Regions from separate parts of the Mus musculus genome. Here region 2 is linked to region 1. The links are chromatin contacts, found by Hi-C in ENCODE. All regions are on one chromosome and are shown on one strand. The core of a region is the stretch at or near the end of the contact, and the rest is flanking DNA. Distances in the headings are between cores, read along the strand shown. Region 1 holds the start of Tmem184c (transmembrane protein 184C). Region 2 holds the start of Lsm6 (LSM6 homolog, U6 small nuclear RNA and mRNA degradation associated).

What was found. A loop is a pair of places that touch in the nucleus more often than their neighbours do.
Region 2: a map of regulatory T cell shows a loop between it and region 1 (4-fold over the local background). The contact joins the promoter of Lsm6 here to the promoter of Tmem184c in region 1. A Hi-C loop is called at or near these places in 2 of 37 maps with a recorded cell type or tissue (T-helper 1 cell and regulatory T cell).

Annotation. Positions count from the first base shown.
Region 1 is chr8:77,608,947-77,615,968 of GRCm38, forward strand. Tmem184c (transmembrane protein 184C) reads right to left here and starts at 1,707. Exons shown (of 10, transcript NM_145599.4): 1 at 1,157-1,707. The coding sequence starts at 1,279. It overlaps Gm39200 (a long non-coding RNA gene), which reads left to right and starts at 3,135. Exons shown (of 3, transcript XR_878939.2): 1 at 3,135-3,283.
Region 2 is chr8:78,818,170-78,824,332 of GRCm38, forward strand. Lsm6 (LSM6 homolog, U6 small nuclear RNA and mRNA degradation associated) reads right to left here and starts at 2,983. Exons shown (of 5, transcript NM_001191004.1): 1 at 2,879-2,983; 2 at 1,818-1,916.

The sequences.
Region 1 (7,022 bases), core at 457-2,956:
TTAATGTCATATTTAATACCCTTAAACACCTATATGAACTATAATTAGAAAAGCCAACAAGATTTAGTGAACAAAAAGATCCTATGAATATGTTTAGACACACTGATTAAAATATTTTCCATAATCAAAGGGGGGTGGGTTGTATGCATCTACCTGGTCTGCCATAACTCTTCCAAAATAACTGTTTCTTAATAAAAGTACTTTTTGGTTATTAATTCTAAGTTTTCACTTTATAGATATACTATAGACATAGGTTAGCTATCCAGCTTGTAATACTTTACTAATGTCACAACATGACATCAACAAAGAGGGCCAGAGAGATGTCTCAGCTGGTAGGTGCCTGTCTCCAACCCTGATAGATTCAGCTCAGTCCTCAGCACTCATTATGATGAGAGAGCAGAGCCAACTGCTCCAAGTTGTCCACCTTCAGACCTCCACAACTGGACCATCCCACGAACACACCAACAAATACACCTTTTTTTTTTTTTAAATATAAAGGAACACACAGGGGATGTTTGTAAAATTTTTGCTTTGGTTAAGGAGTAACTTCAGGTCTGGGGATGAAGCTCAGATGGTAGAGTGCTTGCCTCAAATAAACAAAGCCCTGGGTTCAATCCCTGCATTGAGTAAACAGAATGATGGATACACCGGTAATCCAAGCACTGGGAAGTTTGGATGCAGGAGGATCATCCTAGTCTACAAAGCAAAATCCAGAACAGCCTGGTTTACAGGAGATTTTAAGGAAAGAAACAAAGAAAACTTGTAACTTCAAACGTAAAGTTAATTAGCAAAGTCAATTTAACAAGAATCCTTTGGTTCCAGAAAACCGGCTAAAAGCCTATAAAATCCAGAACATAGTTTTTAAGATGGTTTATTTGGTCTGGTCAAGCCCTAGTACCTGCATAGCAGATCTGATTTCAAGAATAAAGTTCTTTCTGGGACTGATGAATATTGGGAAAGCGCCCATTGTAAGTAGGTGCTTTAACTATTTGTTTCTCGACCCGGACCTACCTCCAGTTGTAGCGGCTAAATAAAACCAGTCAGGTTGGTTTAATGTCCACAGACGAAATGTTTTTCAGACCTCAAGCATTAGAAGGCAGACAAAGGAACTCTGTCAACCAGCGGAAGAAAGGGTAGAGGTGCAGGACCCTCTTACCTTCATTTTTTGAAACTTCCAAATGCATATCGGAACCGCGACCAGGATGGTTGTTGCGTAAAAAAGTACCAACAGGGGTCGGATCCATCTCCTCCAGTTACTCCGATTACATGCGCAAGGCATGTTCTGTAACAGATTCTCTTTGAGTAGCTGAATAATCGAACCAAACCAAGAATTTGGCAAGTTCGCTTTTTCGGTTGTCTTCTCCGCTGGCGCCCTATAGGAAAAGATTTACTAGCCGCTGGCGCCGCGTTCTCGGGTCGCTCTGTGTTTGCGGCTGCTGCAGCGGTGGCCGCTCGGGATGCTCGCAGGTGCAGGCTGCATCCTCGCCGGCCAACCCGCATGGACTCAGTGCCGCCGCGGCGTCGCCTCCGCCTCACCTGGAGGTCACCCAGAGTCTCCGCTGCATCGTGACCCCGAGGACTATCAGGGTAAACTAGGGATTCTAGGCACTCGGGGTCTGACCTGCATCTGGTACCCTACCAGCCCTCTCCCTAGTCCAGCTCTGGCAGGCTAGTCTCCGCCCCCGGAAGACCCGGCCCAGAACTTCCTCACTCACGGCTTTGGAACCTCTACAGTACTCATCTTCAGAACTCATCTTCCGCCGACTATTCCACTTCCGTTTCCGATCAGATGCTTGCAGCAAATGATTTGCTCTGAGTTTCAAGCTGAGCTAAACCTTGTCCCGCAACGCAAAGCATTGTGATTGGTCAGTTACGGAGGAGGGCGTGGCTGTAACCTAGGTTACCGAGAGGGCGTGGCAAGGGCAGGAAGGAGAGTAGCGGCGGATTTCTGGCATCTCTAATTTACCTAGTCTAAGTGGTTCCCTAAAAGGGCTCCGAAAGTTGTAGGAACTGGGGACGTTTCAGAAACACCCGCTACATTCCTGAGACTTTACTCCATCTAAAGAAAAGTCATAGTGAGGGGCAGTCACTGTGGAGTGGAACTTGAAATAGCTTTATTTTTCTCAGAAGGCTTCCCAGTTGTCTTTAGGGGTGGAATGGGAAGCCCGCTGGAATAAGACAGAATAGGTTAGATTTCAGTCAGTTGCTAGAGTTTAGGGTCCTAAGGAGGAATTTGTCTGCATAATTTCTAGACCCGGCAGAAGAATCATTCTAAGAATAGCTTTTTTGAAAGTAACCGCCAATATGAAATGTTCACGTTTCAAACTTGAGTTAAAAAAAAAACAAAATCTTATTTAAGATTTAAAAGGTTGGTATTCTGACATCTGTTCTATACACCTAAAGCTTTTAGCTGTATAGCTTTACAGATCAATGACACATGGGATCTTAAATTCTTTCTAAATCAAGGGAACAAGCAAACATCTGAGTCCCGACTAGACACTGAACACTGCATATATTGTCATTTTCTGAAATCAAACACTAACTTCTCTACCCATTTTGTATGAGTTGATCTGCATAAAAGTACCGAGTAGCGATGGGTAGTTTTCTGTTTCACAGATGAGAAAAGTGTCAAGTGATTAATAGTACCTATTAAGTAATAGAGCTGTTTTCTCTGACTTTGGACTCTGCTTGATGTTTAAATATTTGCCATCACCTGCAACCAGGGGACTTCTGCCTATTAGCCATCTGGACAAAATGTCATGGACCAGAGTCTCAAAGTATACAGATGAAATCACATTCCTCAGTTACCAGAGCCTGGAGTCTGACTTCTGCAGTCTTTCTCCTGTGATCTCCATTTTGCACATTTCCTTAAAGGGGCTGTAGGACTTTAGTTTGGTCTACACTATAAGTTAAAATAGTTGGTTTTAAGGAAATTCCTAACCATTAATGAAATCTTGGTATACTGTTGAAGTTCAGAAAATTAGGGAAAACTCTTGCTTTACAGCTTATCACCACTACTTATTTCTTGGCAAATGGCAGTCTTTTTGGATAGGCTGTCTAACAGGACTTGTTTCTGTGTGTCCAGCCACACTCTTACTGCTTCTGATAGCCATCTTCTCCATTCCTTCTCATAGGAAGCCAATTTTTTACACAATTTCTGAAATCTATTTCTGCACTCTAGTGCTGAGCCCGGTATGGCTATGGTGGGGACAGAGTGACATGGTTCCTGCCCTTGGGACAAGTCCTCCAGTGTGAGCCTCCATGAGTGTGATGGCTGCTGTGGGTATGTATTTCACATTCCTCCTAGGGATGTCCTCCCAGTTAACCTAAGGACTCAGTGAGAATTAGAAACAGCTCGAATCCAGGAGCCAAGGCTGTGGCTATGTCTCAGCAAAATGGTAGACACTGGGACCTTCAGGACAGCCCTTAAGGCTGTGGGAAAGAACTCTAAATACATGAGTTCAAAATACATATAATTTCTCAACTATGCAAAATATAAGGATGCAATATGAATTATGAGGGGCTTCATGAATCTAAAGGAATAAAAGCAGCTCACTATGAGCCAGCTTATCAGAAAGATACAAAGGCAGGAAGATTCCTGAGATCAAGGTTAGGCCCAGGTGTGGTAGAAATGGTAATTTTCAGGGCAGGGTCCCACCCAAGTAACTTACTGTCTGTGCTTTACAGAAGCAGACCAATTTCTGAATTCTTTTGCAATGTTAAGGAAAAAAAATGTATGCTTGCTATCACTTAAGAATCAGAGGAGCCGGGTGTGGTGGAGCACACCTTTAATCCCAGCACTCGGGAGGCAGAGGCAGGCGGATTTCTGAGTTCGAGGCCAGCCTGGTCTACAGAGTGAGTTCCAGGATAGCCAGGGCTATACAGAGAAACCCTGTCTCGAAAAACCAAAAAAAAAAAAAAAAAAAAAAAAAGAATCAGAGGGCTGGGGTCTCTGGATGCAGATTTATAAGATAATCAAAAGGAAACCTGGTTGTAAATGACTGGATTGATTTGTAAAATAAAAGATTGGACCTGTGTTCTGCAGGAGATGAGCTATCCAGAGAAGTTTTATGATAAAAAGCAAGAACTGCTTGGAGAAAAGACACATACTCATGTACACACACACACACACACACACACACACACACACACACATACAAGCAAGCAGGACATGAACAGAGAGATCTCTTAGAATATTGAACAGAACACAGGTCATCAGCTTGTATCCAGGATTTGACTTCAAGTCCTTCTTTTCGCTGTCCCCAGACACATCTTCTCGCAGAACCCCTCTCCATGCTGTGGCTGGTCCTTGCCACTCTAGCATGATCCTTCATGCTTTGTCAGAACCATTAACTTAAATGTTGGTCCATTTCTCTTAGACTGTGAGTTCCTCAGAAAAGATAAAATTCTTGAACCATTTGATTTTTAGCTGGGTGATAGTGGCACACACCTTTAATTCCAGCACATGGGAGGCAGAGGCAGGTGGATCTCTATGCAGTCATGGCCAGACTGGTCTAAAGAGAGAGTTCCTGGACAGCCAAAGCTCTCTGTCCTGGCCCTCTAGGCCGTGTCGGGGTAGGCTCCCTCCATACCATTCTTGGGCATATATCCAAAGGATGACCCTATACCACATGGAAATTTGCTCAGCTATATTCATAGCAGCTTTATTCATAATGGCCAGAAACTGGAAACGACCTAGATGTCCTTCATCAGAAGAATAGATAAAGAAAATGTAGTACATTTACACCATGGAGTATCACTCAGCTATTAAAAACAATGGCCTCATGAAATCTGCAAGTGGATAGAACTAGAAAAGATCATCCTGAGTGAGGTAACCCAGTCACAGAAAGACAAACATGGTATGCACTCACTTATAAGTGGATGTAAGCCATAAAGTACAGGATAACTGTGCTACAACCCACAATCCCAAAGAAGCTAAGTAACGAGTAGGGCCCACGTCCGGAATGTGAATCTCACTGAGAAGGAGAAAGAGAATAGACTTCATGGGTGGACAAAGTGGGGAAGTGGGGTTGGGTGGGGTATGTGTGGGGTCTGGGTGTGGGCTGGGGATGGGACAGGAGGAAGCAGGTTTTGGGGAGGACAGAGGAAAGGAGGGAAAGAGTACTGGGTTTTTAAGGTCTGTGTTTAAACCACTGAGATAAATATTTAAATTGCTGTCACCTTTCCCCTCAAAGGTGTGTTACTAGAGTTACGGGATTCATGACTACCATGTTCTCTAGTTTCCTCACAAGAACAGTGATAAAGTATCCTCTGTCACCCCAGAGATTTCAGTAATGAAGGCGGATGGCTATGGAGGAGGGAACCCTCTGAAGGTGTAAACAACCCGAGCAGTAAGAAATTACCTCCTGTGAAAATCGTGGCTCCCCAGATGAGCTTTCCAGTCATCTGGTAGGGAAGGTCCTTCCCTTCCCTTCCTTTTGCTCTGCCCTCTCCCTTCCCTTCCCTTTCTCTTCCCCTTCCGTCCTCCCTCCCCTCCACCTTTTGTATCTCAGGCTGACCTCAAACTTGCTACATCACTAGGGTTGACTTTGAATTTCTGACCCTTCTCTGTCTCCTGAGTACCGGGATTACAGGCCTGAAGTACCAAGGGCTGGGGTTTAAAACTTGGTGCTTCATGTACTCTGGGCGACTACTCTACCAACTGAGTACTTCATACCCTCCCAGTTCTTATTGATTTCCACCAACATTTTTGTTTTGTTTTGTTTTCAGATCAATTTAAATGACACTTCTGGAGTATAAAGGTGCAGGCTAAAAGGAAAGAGAATGAAAGCCCCTCTCATATGTGTGTGTGTGTGTGTGTTGAGATAGGGTCTCATTCTGTATCTCAGCTGGCCCCAAGCTTTTCAATCCTCCTTCTTCAGCCTCCGGAGGGCTGGAATTGCAGATTTGAGCTATCACATCTGACTTGAGAAAAACCCTAGTAACTTCAAATAATAGAAATTGTATTACCTAGAAAAGTCAAGAGAATTTTTTTTTTGTGGCAAGGCAGATGATTCTGGATATTTTATAGTGAGAAATAAAAAAGTAATACTGAAATATTTTTACAGTTTTAAATAAAAATGAAATATTACTTGTGCATCGCATGCCAAACTGTGATGATCCCCAAAGAAATCTCAGGCCTGTACAAGGGGAGATGCTAATCCCACCAGGCCAGAATAAGATCACTATCACAATTTTGAGCCAAATTTGAAGCAAACTTTAAATACTGGCCAGGGAGATGGACTCTGGTCAGGTCCATTCCTGGTTTCCCAGAAAATAAGTCACATTTTACAGAAGCTTAAGCAGGCATCTCCATGTGGCTTCCCATCAGCTCTGTCAGGGCAAGCATCGCTCCTGGCATACCCACTTGCTGTTTCTCTACCCCTGAGAAAACCTGTGGCTTGTTATCTCCCACAAGCAACAGCCTTCAGATGACGGCTTCTGGCAAATGTGTGGGTGAGGAAGGGCCCAGGTCTATCTAAGGGATGGGCCACTGAGAGTTTGACCATGATCTCCTGTGACTATATAGTTAACACAAAGTGAGCTTAATTTTTCCCCCCTTATTTTCATTTTCACTTTTTTTGGGGTGGGGGGGAGGTCACAGTAAGGGGGGCTGGACGTGAGAGTATCAGGAAGGGATTGTGAAGGTCTATGACGTGAAGCTCCCAGGGAATCAGGAAAAACAAGCAAACCAACCCAACCAACCCAACAAAAAGACCCAATAGCCTTCACGATTCCAGAAGTATCGGTTCTTGTGCACAGGGTTTACAGGTTAGTGGCGTCTTTGATTATGGGTCTCTTAGGCCCAGTAATTAAAACTTAAAACATAACTTTGGCTCTCACAGAGGACGAGCTGGGAGGTTTTGTGCTAACGTGGACACACGTTCTCCTCTTACAAAAGGAAACATTTAATTGGGGCCGGCTTAGGTTTCAGAGGTTTAGTTCATTATTATTATGGTGGGGAGCAAGGCGGCATGCAGACAGGCGTGGCATTGGAGAGGGAGCTGAGAACTCTACATCTG
Region 2 (6,163 bases), core at 1,733-4,232, 1.2 Mb after region 1:
TCTACGGCTGCAGCATCACCCTCTCCTGCCTCCTATGCAGGCCCGTGTAAGTAACCTATTTTCATAAGTGCATGGTCATGGCACTCTATTTCCTGAGAGAAGCCACTAAGAGGTCTAGTAAGAGAATATTTGCTCTACAGCAACTTTTTTCATAGTTAAACAATGAAGTAAAGGGAAGGGCACATGCAGTGTGTGTATCAAACTGTATTCACCCAGTGATATATATTAGCCATGTTAGACTCAGTCTCCAAAGAGACTTTAAAAATTCAAGAGGACAAGAAAAATCTCACTTCTCTAGTAGTCTTGGCACCTGAACAGACTGTGTGTGGAAGAGGCATTCAAAGATGGTATCAGAAAGTCCAATCCCTCCCTTACCCGTCTACAACCATAGCTACTAAACAGGCATGGCTACTAAAGCATCATGCACGCACTTCAACAGCTACGAGCCTGCAATTCTTTTCTAACAACCATTAAATACTAAAAGAAAGGAAAACAGAAATGCTTGGTGGTCAGAGCCAAGCCTAGGAAGAAGCCTGGTCACATACAGATTTCTGACACTTACTCAGTGTTTGCTTCTTACTGCATGTTTTTCTCGTTTGTCTTATGTAGTGGGGCGGGGCAGAAGCAGCTGCTCCAGCGTGCATATGATGTCAGAGGTCACCCTTGCGAGGTGTCCAGGTTTGGCCATGAGTGCCCTGACAATTGGGTTACTTAGGCTAACTCCTAAAAGCAAGCTGCTCTCAACCAGAGGTGACTTTTGTGCCTCACCCTGGGGACATTTGAAAATGTCTACAGTCTGTACTGTCACTACAGGAGAGTGGTAACTAGGATCTAGTTTACAGAGGTCAGGGATGTCCCTCAAGACTCTACAGTGTACAGCAGTGGTTCTCAACCTCCCTAATGTGTGAGCCCTTAACACAGTTCCTCATGGTATAGTGAGCCCAACCATAAGGTTAATTTTATTGCTACTGTTATGATTTGTAATGTAAATCTCTGATATGCACATGCAATTCCCGAGGAAGGGTCGCCAGACACCCCCAAAGGGGCTGTGACCTTGGGGTGGGAACTGCTGGCTCAGAGGACAGCACTCTACAACGAAGGACTGAGTGGTGGGAGTGGTTCAACACGTCAGCTGACAGAAATGCTGCCAGGGAGCCCTAGCCACCACCTCGTTCCCTCTCTCTCGGTTTTCTGGCTTAAACACCACGGGATTTTAGGAAAGGCGAGCCTTGGCGTGAGAACCAGATGCTGAGTAGGCAAGCCCCTCTGTGTCTGTGGGTTTAAAGTGTTTACGGATCCAGCCAACCTTGCCTCACCTGGTAAAATGAAGCTGTAATTACTTGTCCAGCGGTCTCTCTGCTACCCAGACACAGACTTTCCCCTTGCTGTACTCCCTAAGCAATACTCTACTGCAACCAGTGACATTAAATGGCACGTTGTGAGTAATCTAGAGATGATGTGAAGGGCACAGGAAGACTGCACAGTTTATATGTAAACACAGAGGAAACCTGAACGTCCATGCACTTTTCGGTACTGGGAGGGATAACAGTAGCACTTATCAGAAGTATCTGATCCCAACACGGGGAAGCTGGAAGCAATCGTCAAAGTCTTGAAAGGGTTGACCTTCAAAAAAATAAATAAATTTCTAGTGCTGAACACAAAAATGTAACTTTTCTATTTTCCAGTCCCTCAATCCAAAAGTAGAAAATAAGCCAGGGAGTTAAAAACAAAACAAAACTTTCTTTAAAGAAGTTCTATTATCTAGTAGGCCACCCTTCAGTGAGAGAAGAGCTGCTGCAGTCGTTAGGGGTACTCACTTGGGAGGCAGGAAACCTGAGTTCTAATCTCTGCTACTTAATTATCTGTGCAGCTTGCGTAACTCATCACCATTTCACCTGTCACGGCCCCAGGCTCATCTGCAAAATAAGGAAGTTAGGCTAGATGGGTACTGGCTGTCTCTTCCTGTTCCAGCATCTGATTAACATGTGCAGTCAGTCAGTCAGTCTGTCTCTCTGTCTGTCTCTGTCTGTCTGTCTGTCTGTCTGTCTCTCTATCTCTCTCTCTCTCTCTCTCTCTCTCTCTCTCTCTCTCTCACACACACACACACAGTCACAGCCTGCAAGTTCAAACTCCCAATAGTAATTCCAAAGTGAGGCTGTGCTTTGCTACTTTAGAACCACAGTAGGCCCTTTCACGGTTTTGAAGAGCCAAATAAATTACTAACACTTTAAGAAAAACCAGTCTCGCAATGTGCAAGAACCATCTATGCTAGTAATTGAAAATTTGAGGAATAGAAGTTAAGGCATCACGATATCGTTCGGGATGCGAAAATGAAGCAAAAAACTCACACCCAAAGACGTCAGCCTGGGAAACAGCTGAATAATTTATGAGATCCACACAATAAAACAGGGGGCCCAAACGAGATCAATGAATTTTAAAATCACAACTTGTCTCATTTTAATGTAAGTATAAAACTAAATACTGGTGTGTGGTTAAAAAACTTGGTGGTCTTAGCTGAAACAGAAACAGGCCCACACAAGAGAAAGGGAGTTGGTGTGCCGAGGCCGTCAGCAAGGACCATTTCCTCCGCTCGTCTGTATTTACTTTCCGTCGCGCAGGGCTCGCGGGTGGAGGAGGGCGCCGAAGTCGCGCGCCACCGTAACCCTGGGCGCTCACCCCAATCGGCGCGAAGCGCGCGCGCCACGGGAGCGCGCCCGGCACCGCGAGCCCGCGTGGCCCAGACCAGCGAGCATCTCCTGGGACGCAGGCCCGGCTCGAGCCGCTCCCCGCCAGCCCGGACCATCCGCGGCCTACGCCAGCCGCTCCCACCCGGAGTGCCTGCCCGCACCCATTCATTCCTCCCAGGCCGCGGGCTCACCTTGCAGCCGGATCCAGAACGCTCACAGGCCGGGCTTCCGCGGACGCGCGCGCCGAAAACCGAAACCGCCCCCGGCAGCGGCTTTCCCATCTCACCCAATCAGCGTCCTCCTTGCCTATGGCGACCCGCGGGGATCAAAAACAGTCAGAACGCGTTAGTGAGCTGGCTTCCAAGACCGGGTTTGTTTAATGGTACCGTCGGCACCCAGCCAGGGCTTGAAGTAAAGGTCCGATATTCTGATATTCTCTCTTTTGCCAGAAAATAGAATACGAAAGCAAAACAACCAACCAAGAGCTAGAAGTGATCTTGTGTGTGTGTGTTTACAGTAAAGAACCTTAAAATATTAAGAAACGGAAACTTACAGTTAAAACGATGGCTGTTGAGCACCCCGAAATAGCCTTAAATAATTTAAAACAAATACAAGTTAAAAGCCTCAAACCCTCAAACTAACTTCTGCATATAAATTAAATGTATGAAGAGATTGTTTCCATGGGAATGCTGAAACAAAAAAATAATTCAAGCAACTCTGAATTATAACGGCATCAATTAGAAAACGTTACAAATTAGTTTAATTGGAAACTGCATGCAGATACTATTTAAGTAGTGTATGGGAACTTGGTTAGGGATACTTCATGAATTCTTAATGCATGCTTTTTATTTATGGAAGAAAAAAAGTCACAGGAAGACAATTTCTTCTACCCCCACGATCTCTTTATATTTTAACTTATATTTTATATTTATATTTTAAATTTTAATTCTGTTTCTGTTGTTTAACATTCAACAAAGTTATAATACCTTCAAACAACAGCTACATAACCCTGATAAGTGTTACAGGATCTAAGATGCAGAATTGTTTTCTGAAACACAAAGTGGATTCCTCCTTTTCTACGTGCCTTTGATTGATATCCTGGACAGTGATCTACCTGCCTTTGGTTGATACCCCAGACAGTGAACAACTGGGTGGAATTTGGAAAAGAACAGGAACATCCTTCTGTCTGTCTGTAAAATTCCAGTTGATGTCAAGACCAAATAATTACAGACATTGATCAAACAGCATTTTAGGCTCTTGAAATATAAAATTAGGAACACAGGTAAAGTCACATTTAAATCAAAGAAGGAGCACGCTATGCCTTGTCCCTAAAATAAAAACTGCTTTATAGGTCAAATTGGGGGCTGAGGATTTAGCACAGTGGTAGCATATCTAGTGTGCATGAACATCTCTGGCACCACAGCGGTAGTGGCATAGTGGCGCTCACACCTGTAATCCTAGCACCCAGGCATGCGTGCAGGAAAATCAGAAATTCAAGATCATCCTCAGCTACAGAATGAGTTTGAGACCAGCCTGGGCTATTTGAGACCTTGTCTAAAAAAAGAAAAAAGAAAGAAAAATCAAATTGTGCTACATACTACATTTCTTACTGACTGTAATTATGATATGCGTATTATATAGAGAGATGAAATAGGTAGGTAGACATAGATATAAGCATAGCTGCTCTCACGTTAGCACAGAGCTGTGATGCAGTCACCGAGTCTGGCTGGTGAACAGGCGGTGAGAAGAGTTTTGGGGGCCTGGTTCATCTGCAGAATAGTTGCCACTGTCTTCGAGGGCACAAGTCTATAAAGTCACAAGGCAACAATTGGTTGGACCAACAAATGTATAAATCTGTGGTTATCCTGAGAAACCCCTCAGCAGCTTAGAACTGGCCTTTACCAAAACACCAGACAGCTTCCCACATTCCGTGTGTGCACTTGCCGGCATCTTTTACGTATTTACAAGAAAAAAAAATGTGTGCAAAACTTCTTCCAGATTCCTGTTGAAAAGCCAGTCTTTAAAATCCTGCACATAACGTTAATTTATTAGGGAGACTTTTTAACATCATAAAAATAATTCAGAAAAGCTTAGCTCAGTTTACTTAGCTCAGTGCTGGATTAATATGCCTGAATTATTATACAGAGGTTAGGGTTGTACACTGATATATTCTGTATGGGTTTTGGCACATGCATAATGTATGTGTCCACATTTATAACATAAAGATACTCATTTATAACATTATAGGGAACACCCTCTGGGCTTCAGCCTTCCTCTCGGCCATGCCAGTCACGTGTTACTTTCCTTTCACGGTGATTTTGTCCTTCATAGTGTCACTGACTTGTCACCCTGTGACCAAGCCTTTTCAGATCGGCTTGGGTCCCTCCAGGCCTTCATAAGTCGTGTCCTTTAAGTGTTGAGTAGTAAACAATCTGCTCAGATCCAGCACAGTGGCTTTCACTCACTCACTAAGGGTCAGCTTGGTTGTGTCCGAGCTATGGCAGTTACCAAAAGGGTGTTATAAATATCCCTACGTAGGTGTTTGTGCGGAATTAGGTTTTGAATCTTTAATTTTAAAAGATTTTTTTTTTACTTTATGGGAATAACTGCTTCCCCTACACATGTGCACCTGCATGTGGGTGCCTGTGCAAGAAGAAAGCGATGGGTCCCCTCAAGCTGGAGTTGTAGGTGATTGGGGTGCTAGGAATAGATCTTTGGTCTTCTGGAAGAGTCACAAGCACTCTGAATCTCTGAGTTTCCCTCCCCAGTCCTGTAGTTAAGTTTTAAGCCATTTGGGCAAACGTTAAGGAACGGGTGCTGGGTCATACAGTAGGTGTTTAGATCTGCAAGGACTGCTGCCCTGTCTTGAGCGCATCTCTCCCTTTCCCAGGCCCCCAGCATGGAGCTGTGCCCTCTGCTGCTCCTCATCCTTAATAGTACCTCACGTCCCCGGTGTTTCAGATCTGGGCCACTCTGAGGAGCATACTAGAGAATCTTATTGCTGTCCTAACTTACAGTTTCTTACTGACATGTGATGTGGGTGGGGCATACCTCCTTATGTGTGGTGACAGATGGATGTCTTCTCTTGTCATGCATCTGCTCCGGTCTTTGGTCTATTTTTGACTTATTGTCAAGTTAGAGGTGCACATATATATGCCAGAGGGCAATGTTCAGTGTCATTTCTTGGAACACACACACACACACACACACACACATTTAAAGAGTTATTTATTTTGTGTATGTGAGTACATTCTCTATCTCTTTAGACACACCAGAAGAGAGCGTTAGATCCTCTTACAGAAACTTGTGGGCCACCATGTGGTTGCTGGGAATTGAACCCAGGACCCCTGGAAGAGCCGTCAGTGCTCCTAACCACTGAGCCATCTCTCTGTTTTGAGACAGGGCTTGCTTTCTCAGTTAAGATGGCTTACCAACGAGCCTATGGATCTACCTGCCTCTGCCTCTCCAGAACTGGG